Linked DNA regions of Homo sapiens: region 1 is linked to region 2. A link is a contact called in ENCODE Hi-C or POLR2A ChIA-PET data. All regions are on one chromosome and are shown on one strand. Each heading gives the region's core, a stretch centred on a gene start or an enhancer-like site at or near the end of the contact. The rest is flanking DNA. Distances are from core to core; before and after follow the strand shown.

The links. A loop is a pair of places that touch in the nucleus more often than their neighbours do. ChIA-PET counts read pairs that join two places held with the same protein, here RNA polymerase II (POLR2A). Pooled maps may share reads with other maps.
Region 1: a loop to region 2 is called in a pooled map, with 2.5 times the contacts of the local background. The contact joins two enhancer-like sites. A Hi-C loop is called at or near these places in 2 of 50 pooled maps. POLR2A ChIA-PET finds 5 or more read pairs at or near these places in 2 of 52 experiments (BJ and MCF 10A).

Annotation. Positions count from the first base shown.
Region 1 is chr15:77,541,853-77,545,130 of GRCh38, reverse strand. No RefSeq gene overlaps it. Among named protein-coding and RNA genes, the nearest start is that of LINGO1, 89 kb to the left of the region's middle. RefSeq lists a silencer at 1,231-1,445 and an enhancer at 2,949-3,278. Within about 2 kb of position 1,635, at least 21 of the 41 ENCODE cell types and tissues checked have a DNase peak (open chromatin) inside an H3K27ac peak, as active enhancers do.
Region 2 is chr15:77,058,590-77,061,591 of GRCh38, reverse strand. All of the region lies in intron 1 of TSPAN3 (tetraspanin 3), which reads left to right. Among named protein-coding and RNA genes, the nearest start is that of TSPAN3, 11 kb to the left of the region's middle. Within about 2 kb of position 1,687, at least 6 of the 41 ENCODE cell types and tissues checked have a DNase peak (open chromatin) inside an H3K27ac peak, as active enhancers do.

The sequences.
Region 1 (3,278 bases), core at 386-2,885, 480 kb before region 2:
TGGGAGGATCACTTAAGCCCAGCAGTTCAAGGCTGCAGTGAGCTGTGATCCTGTCACCGTACTCCAGCCTGGGTAACAGAGGGAGACTCTGTCTCTGGAAAAATTAAAAAAAGAAGTGAGACTGGGACAGATCTGGCCATGGCAGAGGAGAGCCAGGGTCAAGGGAAGGTTTTATTTGGAATAAGAAGGAGCAGACCCACTCAGTCCTATATCCTTGGCCCAAGCCTGTCCTGCTCACTCTCACTACCCTACCCTTCTGGCTCTGGCTCCCAGAGATGCTACTTGCTCTTGAAAATTCTGGCTGGGGGAGGTGGGAGGGAGTGATATAGACAGACTGTCAGATTCAGAGTAGGGAGGCCCAGATACAGGGCATGGTCACCTAGATGTCAGCTGCAGATCCAGGGCAGGGGTGCTGGTATCCTGGGCCCTGCTCCCCCTCTCATTCCCCACCTTCATCGAGCTGGGGCCTTTCTTCATGGAGCTCTAAGAAGGAGAGGAGAGGCAGGAGGGAGCTGGAGGTGGGGTAGAGCACCAGGAGGCTCCGTAGGCATCTGGAGAAGTGAGGAGGGACAGAGAGGAAATATTAACTCAGTCAGGGAGCCGTCAAGGTCCAGAGTTGGGAGTCTGTGATAGTTCAGGTCCTAGGCCTGCCCCCACCTCGTCAAGTGATGCTAGGCTCTGTCCTATCATATCCGAGCCTCCGAGCCCAATCTGTGACCAGACAAGGCTAAACAAGCTGACCCCACTGGCCTTCCTGCCACGTCTTCCTGAGAGGTGAGAAGCAAGGGTCAGTCTGTGCTGCTCTGGATGGGAGTGGAGCTGGGAGCCAGGGCAGGGCAGGGCAGGGGATGACAGGCACCACTGCGCCATGTTCCAGCCCTTCTATCTGTGTGGAGGACACGGCTGTGAAATGTAAGTAAAACCCAAGTCTAATTTCCTCGGTCAGAAGGAGGAGGCACTGCAGCATTTTCAAACCCTAATTAAACCCGCTCGGGCGGTGTAACACCAAAATCAGTTCCAAGATCAATATTGCTATTCATTTAGAAGTGTAACGAGGTTAGAGAGGTGAGCAAAGGAAATAATTAACTCATTTGCAGCCTTTTTAAACAGAAACAGTCGTTTTAATCTCCAGGGTAATTAGCTATGCTCTGTCCATCAATCATGACCTCAGCCATTATTTTAAGTATTTGATTAATCAAGGAGGAAAGGGGTTAAGCCACCCCTCCAAGCCCCCAACATTGGCCCACGTATTGGGGATGACCCCTGGGCAGGCACTAGAAACACTTCTCCGGGCGGGGGGCAGTCTAGGCCAGCATTGAGAGTGGCCAGCAGGGAAGGGCTACAGCACAGAGGGTGTCCCAGGTGAGACACGTGGGCAGGTGGGGAACAGCTCCCTCTCCTGGCTGGTCTCCTGCGAGAGGACAAGCCCTCCCTGGGCATGGAAGTGCTGGGGCCCTGGAGCCCCAGGTCCTGGTCCATGTACCGCGCCTGGCTTGCTGAGTGACCTCAACAAGTCCCTGCTACCATTTCTGTCCGTCCTAGGTGGAGACGGAAGCCCATGGAATTAATCCGGAGCTCACGGGTTCTAAGTGCCCAGGGGCCTCCGGCCACTGGAGGGCAGCAGAGCCCCAGGGACCCCTGAGCCCGTGGGCTGGGCTTGCCAGAAGCGGGCGGCGGCTGCGCGGGAGCTGCTGCCTTGGGAAGCCTGGGTTCTGGCGGATCCGATGGGAAAGTCCGGTCTGGCTGCCATCTCCAAGGCCTCACGGCAGCCGGAGGGGTGGGTAGCCCCGATAAGTGTCCTCATTTGGCAGACGAGAACCAAAGCTTCGGGGAGTGCCAGGACCTCCCCGTCCGGGCCCCCACACCCCAGTTCCTGAGGCTCATTCCTGAAACCTGGAGGGGACGCCCCCGGAGATGAGGAGGGCAGAGCTGCCCGGACTGGCCTCTGTCTTGTTCTGACAGCCCGGGCGTGGCCACCCTTCTCAGCCAAAAGGGGATCCTGGGGGAAGCCAAGGCCCAGACATGGGGCCTCAGATGGGGGAAACTGAGGCCCAGAGAGAGGCAGGGCTGTGCTGATGTTCTCATTAGTATTTGTTAGCAAATGTGGGGCACAGAGTCACTGCCTCAAGGTCCTTATGATGCACTCGGGAAAACCGTGTGCAGATGGTGACCAGGCCGTGGGTGAGAGAGCTCTAGGAGGCAAGCCCGGGGTGGGGAGCCCCGCGGGGCAGTGGGCACAGCCCAGGCAGTCCAGGGAAGCCTCCTGAAGGAGGGGGCCTCTGAGCTGACTCAGAATGAAAGGTGGAGAAGTGTATTCCTGACAGGGAGGAACTGGTGCAGGGCACGAAGGAGTGGGAGTCGGTTGAATGAGTCGTGAATTGGGCATGGCTGGCCCACAGGCCCTGCAGGAGAGCAGGAAGGTGACAGGAGCCTAGGATATGGAGGGGGATCCAGGAGTGTGAGCGGAGGCTCTGGAAGGGATGCGTGAGGGCGGCTAGGGTTCATGTGGCCTGCCCTGCTGAGCCCGTTTCTGTCCACTCTAAACAGCTGTGCTGGGCGTTGGACCTGCCCTATGGTGCTTGATGTCGCTGGACCCGGGACCACCTCTTAGTGCTGTCCTCCTCTCTAGAGCCCAGATGAAAAATGACGAGTCCTTGGGAGGGCAGGGGTTGGGGAGCAAGTGTTCCTAAAGGTTCTGGGAATTCAGGGGTTGGGGAAAAGGAGACAGCCAGGATAGACATAGGCCGAGCCCACATCGACCTTCCTTCCAAGACAGCCCCTCACTGCCCTGTGCCATGCCAGTGCCAGCACCATCATCACTGGAAAGGCCTCTCCTTGCATGCCTTTGGCTTTGGGGAGCTCACCACCTCAAACAGCTCTAATGGGGAGAAATTTTCTTCAGCTGCTGTCTCTTGTCTCTCTACAGTCCCTGGCTCTTTGCCTGGGGTACCCTGAGAGCCCTGCCTCAGAGTCTTCTGGGACATCGCTGGGGTGCCCAAGACTGCAGTAGTCAGTCCCATGGGCAGGCAGGGAGTACTGACTGTCATCATCAGCCAACGAGCAACCAGAAAGGCCAGGGGACTTGGCTGGCTGGCCTAGCTGGCATCGGATTTGGGGGGAGTCTTCCAGCCCCAGGCACTGTCTCGGCAGACTGGGGGAGGGCAGGAAGGATGGGAATATGGAAGCAGAAGAAGGAGGAGAAAAAGAAGGGAAGGAGGAGGAAGGAGGACCAGGATCTGGCCTGGAGCTCGGTTGCCAGGGGCAACAGCATTGCATTC
Region 2 (3,002 bases), core at 438-2,937:
CGTGGTTGATGAAAAGGAATTTAATAGTTTTACAGATTTTAACTTTTTTTTTTTTAATTTTTTGAGACTGAGTTTTGCTCTTGTTGCCCAGGCTGGAGTGCAGTGGCGCAATCTCGGCTCACTGCAACCTCTGCCTTCCAGGTTCAAGCGATTCTCCTGCCTCAGCGTTTCTGAGTAGCTGGGATTACAGGCATGTGCCACCACGCCCGGCTAATTTTGTATTTTTAGTAGAGACGGGGTTTCTGCATGTTGGTCAGGCCGGTCTCGAATTCATGACCTCAGATGATCTGCCGGCCTTGGCCTCCCAAAGTGCTGGGATTACTGGTGTGAGCTACTGCGCCTGGCCCAGATTTTAACATTTTATCTACTTGTCTCTTTCATAGAATATTTGAAAATTACCCCCCCAAAAACTAGTTTCTAAGCTATGGAAAAAGCAATCTCATATAAGAATGAAATCTCTTTAAGATATTTCACATTTGTGCATATGTAGAGGAAGGGTAAAAGCATAAAATGAAGTATCATACTTTTGGAACTCATATACTTGCAAAATTTTATAACAAGATGGCTTTATTTTTTAGACAGCTTAGTGGAAAAGCACTGGCTCTCCTAAAGTTTTAAAATGTTGTGACTTAATTTAGAGTATAGGCTTATTAAAAGATAAAGAATAATGGTTTTTTAAAAATTATTCTTTCTGTAATTTCAGACCTCAGCCTTTTGCCTAAATTTCCTTTCACTTCTTTGTAAAAAGGATGAATATTTTTAGTACACTGTCCTGGCACAAATCCTCCTTACAGGCTCAGATTTTCTCAGTGGTGACTAAAGCAGTTCAGCTGCTTCCAAGTTCTACATTTCATCTCCTTTTCTGTTGCACCTCCCTCCTCCCCAGCCCCCTCCTTTGCAGCTGCTTTATTGGCAAAGCTCAGATCCTTTGATAGATCTCAATCCCATCATGGCCCTTCAAAAGAAGAATTTAAGCTCACCTTTTATATAGCTTTTCTGATAGCCACAATTTCTGCATTAAAAATCTGAGGGATGACAAAGTCCCTATGCATACTAGTTAGGAATTTCTTAGAACCTCTCTTCCATTTACTATACTGTTTCCCATGTTCTTTTGGGTGTTTTTCATATTGATGGTTGGATATCATTACAACAATTACTTTTGGCTGTTTTTAGGTCTTCAGCTGCTACTGGGATACCTCTTCTATATTTTCAAAGTAACCAGTGTCATTTCATAATTGTTTATTATACAGCTTAAGATATAAGCACCATATACAGATTTCAGTAAAAGCAAAATTTGAAGCTGTTTTCAATTTAGGAAACACATCGTCTATTTATAAGCAATTTGATGTGTATAGTTTCATATCAGCAATCCGTGCAGTTTTCTCTTTGGTGTGTGCAACTAGTAAGTTCCTTTAACTATATGTTGCCAAATAGAGCTTTGTTATGTTCTCATCTTGTTGTGTGACTTGGATGTTGACTGCAGCCTGGGAAAAAAAACTGTTGTAGAGTCTATCAGAAAAGAAGAGGCAGCTTTACAAATGGCATCTCCCCACAGCCCTCCATTGCATTTGTTGTGCATCTGGTTGTCTCTGTTGCTGGTTTTTCTGCTTTCTTGTAGTCTCAGTTTCAGATGAGTGCCTCTTTTAGGGGGGAGAGGCAGTGGCAGCAGAGGAAACATTTCCCTTGGCCCACCTCCAAGCAGCACTAAGTGTGAGTCTCATAGGAACCTCTTTAGATTGAAAACTCATCAATTTATATCTAAAATGCAAGTAGTTCTTCAGTGAACTGTGCTTCAGGTTGATTGTTAAGTACATATGGCCTCCAGTTTTCTCTTATTTTCATTCGAATTTACATAGGCTAAAGCTAGTGAAGTTTCAGTAGGTGTACCGAAAGCTCAGAAATGGAATTCATTTTAACTCAAGCCTTTTAAGAAATAAATACTGCCTTTTAGAGTAAAAAAAACCTACAACATTAAAGGATAGAGAAACGTCTAATAAAAACAAATGACAAAATTTGATTAATTTGCACTTCAGATTGCTTCTAATTTAGCGTGAGGACTGATACTATTTACTTTAGCAAAATGTGTGTGTGTACATGTGTGTGAATATATATCACACAAGTAGTCAATAAAAAGGGGTATTTGGGAAGAGTGTTAAGTAGTTGACATACTTCTGTAATAAATGCACCCAAATTAAAATTAAGCTATGTCTGGCCAGGCGCAATGGCTCACGCCTGTAATCCCAGCACTTTGGGAGGCCGAGGCGGGCGGATCACGAGGTCAGGACATCGAGACCATCCTGGCTAACACGGTGAAACCCCGTCTCCACTAAAAATACAAAAAATTAGCCAGGTGTAGTGGCGGGCGCCTGTAATCCCAGCTACTCGGGAGGCTGAGGCAGGAGAATGGCGTGAACCTGGGAGACGGAGCCTGCAGTGAGCTGAGATTGCGCCACTGCACTCCAGCCTGGGCGACTGAGTGAGACTCCGTCTCAAAAAATAAATAAAATAAAATAAAATTAAGATAAATTAAACTATTTCTCTTCTCCACTCCCCCCCACTTTTGTGCTCACCTTCATTCTCTAGTACCATGCCCCAAAAGCAAATATGTCAGTGAACTCTGAGAACCTTTGAACAGGCAGTTTGCTGTAAGTACAGTGTTTATATTTATGACATATTTACGATATATTAACATATTCCAGATGTAATGGCCATCAGAATTCAGCAAGCTGGATTCAGTTGCCAAATAATTGAATAGTGAACTAAAAGCTATAAGCATTGAACTGAAGAGAAACCAGATACAAACCAAATACAAATACAAACCAACGCAAATACAAACCAAAGCTTATGATAGAGTTGGGAGGGTGATTTCAAGGGAAAGGGGTGAGATGAGGTGTACTCAATAAACTTTAACTGATACCTGCTGTCTGCCAAGTACTGTTCTAGATGATACAAGGGTGAAGGACAGATGGGTACAATTCGTGCTCTCAAGGTGTGTTGAGACA